2 separate regions of the Homo sapiens genome follow, and region 2 is linked to region 1. Evidence: chromatin loops called from intact Hi-C (ENCODE). Cell type or tissue: psoas muscle. All regions are shown on one strand.

Evidence for each region. Peaks named below come from ENCODE experiments on the same cell type or tissue, not always from the same donor. Only the 100,000 strongest peaks of a DNase experiment are listed, where the experiment ranks them.
Region 2: it touches region 1 in a loop (2.3-fold over the local background); 1 of 110 quality-filtered maps calls a loop at or near these places.

Annotation. Positions count from the first base shown.
Region 1 is chr14:64,123,059-64,127,058 of GRCh38, forward strand. It overlaps SYNE2 (spectrin repeat containing nuclear envelope protein 2), which reads left to right. Exons shown (of 116, transcript NM_182914.3): 71 at 2,021-2,152; 72 at 3,269-3,421; 73 at 3,540-3,749. Among named protein-coding and RNA genes, the nearest start is that of MIR548H1, 30 kb to the left of the region's middle. In psoas muscle, no CTCF peak of the experiment used is centred here; no DNase peak of the experiment used is centred here.
Region 2 is chr14:64,443,020-64,447,019 of GRCh38, forward strand. It overlaps MTHFD1 (methylenetetrahydrofolate dehydrogenase, cyclohydrolase and formyltetrahydrofolate synthetase 1), which reads left to right. Exons shown (of 28, transcript NM_005956.4): 22 at 1,674-1,715. Among named protein-coding and RNA genes, the nearest start is that of AKAP5, 20 kb to the right of the region's middle. RefSeq lists an enhancer at 2,569-2,618. In psoas muscle, no CTCF peak of the experiment used is centred here; no DNase peak of the experiment used is centred here; H3K27ac peaks cover 347 bases.

The DNA.
Region 1 (4,000 bases):
ATTGCACTCCAGCCAGGGCAACGAGAGTGAAACTGCGTCTCAAAAAAAAAAAAAACACTTTAAAAACTATACAGCGCTACAATGAGTGTCATTCATTCATCAGAAAATTCTTTGGAATCTACCATGTGCCAACGCCTGTGCCGATGGCACTGGCCAATCGGTGTTCCCTGTGATTGGCCCTCCTTATCACTGCCGTCACAGGCTCTATCAGGCTGGCTTGCTGTGTCAGTCACTACTGTCTCTCTCCAGACAGGGAGCAGGTGAGCAAAACAGCCCCACTGCGCACAAGGCAGGCTTCTGCCTTCCACCACATACTCACATTGCCTGGGCAAAGGTTACCCGTGATTTCCCAATTTCCCAGTCTGATAGGACTTCTCAGCTGTCCTCTTTCCCGCTAAGGACCTTATTTGACCAATTAAAGTTCAATCAAACTCATCAGTTGGCCCTTAACCTTGGTTTCTCCATATTACACTGTAACGTGTACATAGGTCTCTTGCAAACAGGAGAACTCCACTCATTATTAGTTCTTTCCCCAAGCAGAGTCATCTACCACCTCACCCTGTTTCATTTTATTTGTCAGCTTTCCAGTTTGAGAAAGGAGCTAATTCTGAATCATTCACCCTTCTGAAATCACAGCTCATTTTCAGTACTTATTTAGCTTTTCAATAACAAATCAAGATGCAAACCCATCCCTTAGAAGAGACTTGAATTCTATTCTAATAGTTGGCTGTGTCAAAAGTAAACTGGTAAATAAGCAGCTAGCCCTGTAGCGTGAATGTTGTTATTACTAAACTGAAAGATTAATGATTTCACACACACACACACACACCACCTTTTTTTTTTTTTTTTAAGAGACAGGGTCTCAGCTAGGTGCAGTGGCTCACGCCTATAATCCCAGCACTTCAGGAGCCTGAGGCGTGTGGATCACCTGAGGTCAGGAGTTCAAGACCAGCCTAGTCAACATGGTGAAACCCCATCTCTACTAAAAATACGAAAATTAGCTGGCCGTGGTGGTGGGCACCTGTAATCTCAGCTACTTGGGAGGCTGAGGCAGGAAAATTGCTGGAACCCAGGTGGCAGAGGTTGCAGTGAGCTGAGATTGTGCCATTGCACTCCAGCCCTGGTGACAACAGCGAGACTCCGTCTCAAAAAAAGAGACGGGTTCTCGCTGTTACCCAGGGTGGAGTGCAGTGGCATGACCAAAACTCATTATAGCTTTGAACTCCTGGGCTCAAACGATCTCCTGCCTCAGCCTTCCGAGTAGCTAGGACTACAGGTGTGCAGCACCATGACCAGCTACTTTAAAAATTTTTGTATAATTTTTTTTTTTTTTTTTTGCAGAGAATGTATCTTGTTATGTTGTACAGGCTGGTCTTGAACTCCCTTGCACTCCTGGCCTCTAGGAATCCTCCCACCTCTACTTGCAAAGTACTAGGATTATAGGCATAAGCCACTAAGCCCAGCCTTTCCTCTCATTTTGATATCTAAATGAAACCTCAAGTATCTAAATATAACTAGTCATGACTTTTCAAAGCTGTCCAAAATATTAAAACTTAATTGTTTTTTCTTATAAATGGCAAGATAGACAAAAATGTTCACCAAGAAAGTGGCTCAGAAGACAGCATGCTAAGGCATCTTTTTCTATTTAAATTAATATCAGCAGGCTGGACATGTTGGCTCATGCCTGTAATCCCAGCACTTTGGGAGGCTGAGGCAGGTGGATCACCTGAGGTCACGAGTTCAAGAATAGCCTAGCTAACATGGCAAAGCCCCGTCGCTACTAAAAATACAAAAATTAGCCGGGCATGGTGGCAGGCACCTGTTATCCCAGCTACTCGGGAGGCTGAGGTAGGAGAATCTCTTGAACATGGGAGACAGAGGTTTCAGTGAGAGGAGATCATGCCACTGCACTCCAGCCTGGGCGACAGAGCAAGACTCCATCTCGAAAATAAAAAAATAAATTAATTAACATCAGCAGGGTCTAAAACTGTCAGTAATAGGGTTTTCCTTTGTCAAATAGGTTTCCACAAATATGGGTATTCTACCCAGCGTGACTATGTATAACTTTAGATACCCAACAACTGAAGAACTGAAAACCTATACCACCCAACTTGAAGACCTGCGCCAAGAAGCAAGTAACCTTCAGACACAGGTAGAAGCTGCACACAATGTGTTTTCCTCATTGTAATAACATAAACAAAGGAGATATCATCATTGTGACTTGGTCATAATTGTCGTCACTGAACAAGTCATGGAACACATAATGGAATGGGTCCTAGGATTGCAAATTGAATTGATCTTGCTTGCCAACTCTAATATATTTTGTAGTGGTTCCCTAGGGACTGTGTGCAAAGGATTCTGAGTCCAGGATCAGCAGGAAAGAGGATCATGATTGATGAGTGCCGTCTGCAGTGGTGATCTGGGATTGGAAGGGTGAAGAGGAGAGTAGGGAGGGAGTATAGGCATGGTTTTCAACCCTGAGCAGACTTAATACTGAGGTAATTAATGCTAGGTTATGTGAGGTGTCTATCAGAGAAGATAGTAGGAGACAGGGCCCAAGTTGGAGTGATGACTAGCTATGGCATGCTCCTAAACTACTTATAACTGTTCAAGAATTCAGGGTAACTGTGGGTAAAGAAAAAGAGGTGGCCCCAGCAGCTTATGCTAAAACAGATCTGTGGCTCCCAGACTCACCAGGCGCAATGCATGACACTGGGGACGTGCTTGGAGTCATACACCTAAGCCTTGATTCTCACAATCGGCTCATAAATGACACTTTCCCCCTCCTCTGCAGCCTGCTCCTGTTTTTAAGACACTGTACCTCCTCTTTGTAATCAACCCCTTCAAGCTTCTCTTTTGTGACTTCTTTTCCTTCTCCCAGCTATACTTGATTTCATTAACCGCTTTCTCCTACATTAGAATGTGGAGGGTGGGAAACAGTGGTAAAGGAGACAGTGTAATTTATCTGGGACCACACTTTCACCTGGATCGCCCTGCTAAGGGATCCTTCATCTCATGATTTACCTTTTAGTTCCATGCAGTACTCAAATAACTACCTAACGTTGAGCTTCTTAAACTCATTTTTCTCCAAGTTTAACATCGTAAGTTTATTTATTTGTTCTGCTACCTAGTTCACAAAGCGTTTGAAGCAACTTATTACAAAAGAAGCATAACATAAATCATAAACTATAATGGAAACTAGGCAAAATATAGGTCTAGGAAGGCAAAGGTATCTTAATTTTCTTTTTCTTTTTTCCTCTTGATTCAGGAAAATATGACAGAAGAAGCATATATCAATTTGGATAAAAAATTGTTTGAACTATTCCTGACCCTCAGTCAGTGCCTCAGCAGTGTGGAGGAGATGCTGGAGATGCCCAGACTTTACAGGGAGGATGGTTCTGGCCAGCAGGTGCACTACGAGGTAGGGCACTTCTCACGAGCCCATGTGTTGGCCATTACAGCAGCCCCGTGAGTTAAGCCCACGTGGAAGCCTCTTGAGGTCAGAGCTCATTCATTGTCTTCCTTCCTCTCCACTCCAGACGCTGGCTCTTGAGTTGAAGAAACTTTATTTAGCGCTAAGTGACAAGAAGGGTGATCTTTTGAAAGCCATGACTTGGCCTGGCGAGAACACCAACTTGCTCCTTGAATGTTTTGACAACCTTCAAGTCTGCCTGGAGCACACTCAGGCTGCAGCTGTCTGTAGAAGCAAGTCCCTGAAAGCTGGCCTCGATTACAACCGCAGTTACCAGGTATGATTCCGAGCACACAGCCTATTTTGGCACTGTTTTAAGTTACAGCATGAACCCCTAATGCCTATTCCTATTCCTGGTGACATTTGTTAATAAGAATTGCTAAGGGAAATGATGAGACTCTTCTGTTTGTTGCTCATGGTTGGAGATCATTTGAAAGTGAAGCCCTGGCCGAGTGCAGTGGCTCACGCCTGTAATCCTAGCACTTTGGGAGAGGCCAAGGCAGGCGGATCACCTGAGGTCAGGAGATT
Region 2 (4,000 bases), 320 kb after region 1:
GCCTACATGAAAAGACATGGTGCTAGGTTTTCTGAAATCATTTGAAAAACTATTAAATTCCTGTCCACCAGGAGCTTGTATTATAACTTAGGAAATAAGGACTCCCTGGCCTACAGGATAAAAATCAAATTTGTTTTGGTCAGGGTTTGTCCTAATGTAGCAGTTCTCTGTTTTGGCCTCAGAACCTCTTTACACTCTTGACAGTTATTGAGAGCCTAAAAGAGTTTTTGTTCATATGGGTTATAGCTATTGATATTTACCATATTAGAAATTAAAACTGAGTTACATGTAAACATAAAGAACTTTGTAAACATGAAAATGCATTATCTTTTCCCAGCAAAATTTAGGCATTGTACATTTTTCAGATCTTCTCTGGGTCTGGCTTAATTGAAGACAGCACTTGATCTGTTGTGACATCACATGTCTCATAACCTTTGGAAAAGTCCATTATATGCTCAATGAGAGAATGATAATGAGAGTAAAAGGGCCATAAGATGTTACAGAATCTTATGGAAATAGTTTTGACTTCATGGACCCCTTCAAAGGATTGGGTCCCCGGAGCACACTGGGAATGCTGCCATAACAACCCCAGCACCCCTATCCAGTCTTAGTTATCCCTGAGTGCCAAAGGCACTCCCAACCCAGCACACTCCTTTCTGCTAGTAGCACAGGATAGACTCCCTTTTTTTTCCCAGTCACAACTAACATTCCTCTCTCTTACACCCCTCACTCACCCTCACACCATCACACCTCCTTTCCTTGCTTCCTCCTGACCTCACAGTCAGGATAATGTCCCATAATGCTGTGCATGGAGGGGAACATTTGCACATATGGCTCTGTCAAGAGAGTAGGCCTCCTGCTCTCATTAGCTTGCTGACGGGAAGCTACCTGTAAGGTCCTTGCTTCTTGCTCTGCCTCCACACAGCCCCTTCTGGAGTTGGAGCACATAGTCTCACTGCAATGGAAGAGGGCAGAGCTTCTTAATCACTATCCACTGCCCATGGTGGGGCCCATGAAATGGACACCTTCACCCATTTGCTCATTTCTGTGGATGCAGCAGGGCTGAGCCACGGCATAGATCAAGACTGGGGGCTGGGGGGCGGGGCGGGGAGGCACCAGACACCTCCATCCTTTAGATATACTCTACAAAAGAGAAAGAAAATCCTTCTGTATTGTTTTCCCTCTTGTTTGTATTGACCCTGCACCACGGTTCAGCTCCACCAATGCTAGGTTGGCACTGTGGACCAGTTCATGAAACCATGGCAGGGCTCATCACGGGCTCTATCGACAGACATCCCAGGGTGACTTCCGCAGGCCCGACCGCTTCCTCTTTCCCCACACTCCCCTTGACTTCCAACCCCACTGCTATGGCCTTCACTCGAGTCACTGCACCTGCTTGGTACACCCCTTTCCACCTCTCCTGCCATCGATCCGGTCCTTCTCACCTCCTTAATTCAGGTCATAGAGGTCTTCCACGCTGCCCAAAGCAGTCGATTTTGTTCTGTGCTGTGTGATTGGTCACATACCCTAAGTCCTTAGGGCAGGAAATAATCTTATACTACTGTACAGCCTGCAAGCATTGCAGCGTCTTGCCTTTAACACATGAAAAGCACCATTTTAAGCTAGGAGATTTAAATAGGAAATGCCTCTGACTCTGTTTCTTTTCCTTCCAGGTCACTGCTGGACTGCCTCTTCCCAAGGCTTACATACAGGAGGTAACCTGAGTTATTTCTCATCACGTGTCCTAGAAAGCACCACACCTTGAATCAGCATTTCTCCACCTGGCCCATGTGGAAATGAATGGGTTATTGCTGTGACCCAGGGTGCAGGGTGCCAAAAGGCCTGCAGTGTGCTGAGGAGTTATATTAAATGAGTAGATAGGGAAGATGTACCTCACAAAATAGAATTGTCCCACATAGGGTGTCAATAAGCCACTGCCCTAGACCAGTGGTTGATTCTCAACAGCTGATTTTGACCCCGGGGACATTTGGCAATGTCTAGAGACTTTTTTTATTATTACAACTGGAGGTGGGGAGTGCTACTGGAATCTAGTGGGTAGAAACTGGGGATGCTGGCTAAACATCCTTTAATGCACAGGACAGCCCCTACAACATTATCCAGCTCAAATGTCGGAGTGTGAGGCTGAGAAACCCTGTCCTAGACTAATAGCAGTTCCCTTCCATTGTCTTCCCTGCATTGGCTGGGTAAGTTCCAAATGCCATTCAGATCAGAAGCAAGTAGAGACCTTTTTTGAAATGGCTTCTCCTCTGCCGATTTAAATCCATATTAACGGGCCAAGATATATGGTCAGGATTCTGGTTGTTTTTCTAGACAAAGCTTCCTGGATATTTATAGCATCAAACAGGAGGCTAGAGAACAACTGTGAGCTCAAATCTTTTCATATTTATGTCATTTACCATCAAAGAAACATCTCTAAAGCCAGTTTGGGGTGGTTACAGGAAAGACAGGCCATCAGATAAGGTGGCAAGGTCACCTGCTGTCACTGCTAATTCAATTTTTCTGCCTTTTTGGAAGGCTTTTAAATTATCAAGCAATACAGGGTCACTGTTCAGGCCCCAAATGAAGTATTTCAAAACTGGCTAGAAAAAATTGCTGGTACCTTCAGTCTGCCTGTCTTCTGAGTTATGGTTTGCCTTTTATGGTCATTTGTCTGATTCACGCGTAGGAGGGGAATTCACAGTTCTGGCCCTCCTGCCACCCCACAGCCTTTCCTGTGTCTAATTACAGTGACTGCCCCTAGCTGGCCCAGCTGGTGTCTTCATTTAAGAAATTCTACTTATTTAAAACTGTTCTTGATCAGCGTTACATATTAATTGGTTTTCATGTGACTAGAGGTAAAGAATTAGCAGTGTTCTTTAGAAGCTCAAATAAATCATAATCTCAGTTTTCAATTATTAAAGGAAAAAAGCATAAATCACATTTATAATGAACCTAGTTGTTTTCCACCTTTTATCCTACCTATTTCTGCTTTTTTGGGATCAACAAACATTAGTGCTGGGTTTTGCTCGATGATTCAGTATATGTATTTTTATAGAAGACTCTTTTATTTTTAAAATATTTAATGTATTGTTAAGCCTACAATAGTAATATACCCTTTGTAAAAAATAATAATTAAACATTATAAGAATGTAATATATGTGAGTTGAGTCCCCTTAACAGTTCGGTGCATATTTCTCGACATTTAAAAATTTTTCATGAATTATATACATGTATTTTTGTGTTTGTCCTAAAATGGAATAATTAAGCTCTCCATGGTTTTGCACCTTTAGTACATCTTGGACAGGTTCCATGTTAACACAGATGGGTCTCACTTTCATAACATCTGCATGATAAATATTTATTGAGTGTATATGTCATAATTCATTGGCCCAGTCCCCCTTGGAGGAGGTTTATGTTTATAATTTTCCAATGCTACAAGCAGGGCTGCAGTAAACATACTTAAAGATACATTTCCTTAATTGCTTCCCTTTAGTTTGTAGTACTTGGTTTTTGGTGGGTTTTTTTGTTTTGTTTTGTTTTGAGATGGAGTCTGGCTCTATTACCCAGGCTGGAGTGCAGTGGTGTGATCTCGGCTCACTGCAAGCTCCGCCTCCTGGGTTCACACCATTCTCCTGCCTCAGCCTCCCAAGAAGCTGCGACTACAAGCACCCACCATCATGTCCGGCTAATTTTTTTGTATTTTTAGTTGAGACGGGGTTTCACCGTGTTAGCCAGGATGGTCTCGATCTCCTGACCTCGTGTTCCACCCGCCTCGGCCTCCCAAAGTGCTGGGATTACAGGCATGAGCCACCACGCCCAGCCGGTTTTTGGGGTTTTTTTTACAGACAGGGTCTCACTCTGTCACCTAGGCTGGACTGCAGAGGCGTGATCATAGCTGCAGCCTCTAACTCTTGGGCTTAAGCAGTCTCCCCGCTTCAACCTCCCAACTAGCTGGAAGAACAGGAACACGCCACCACACCAGGCTAATTTTTTAATTTTT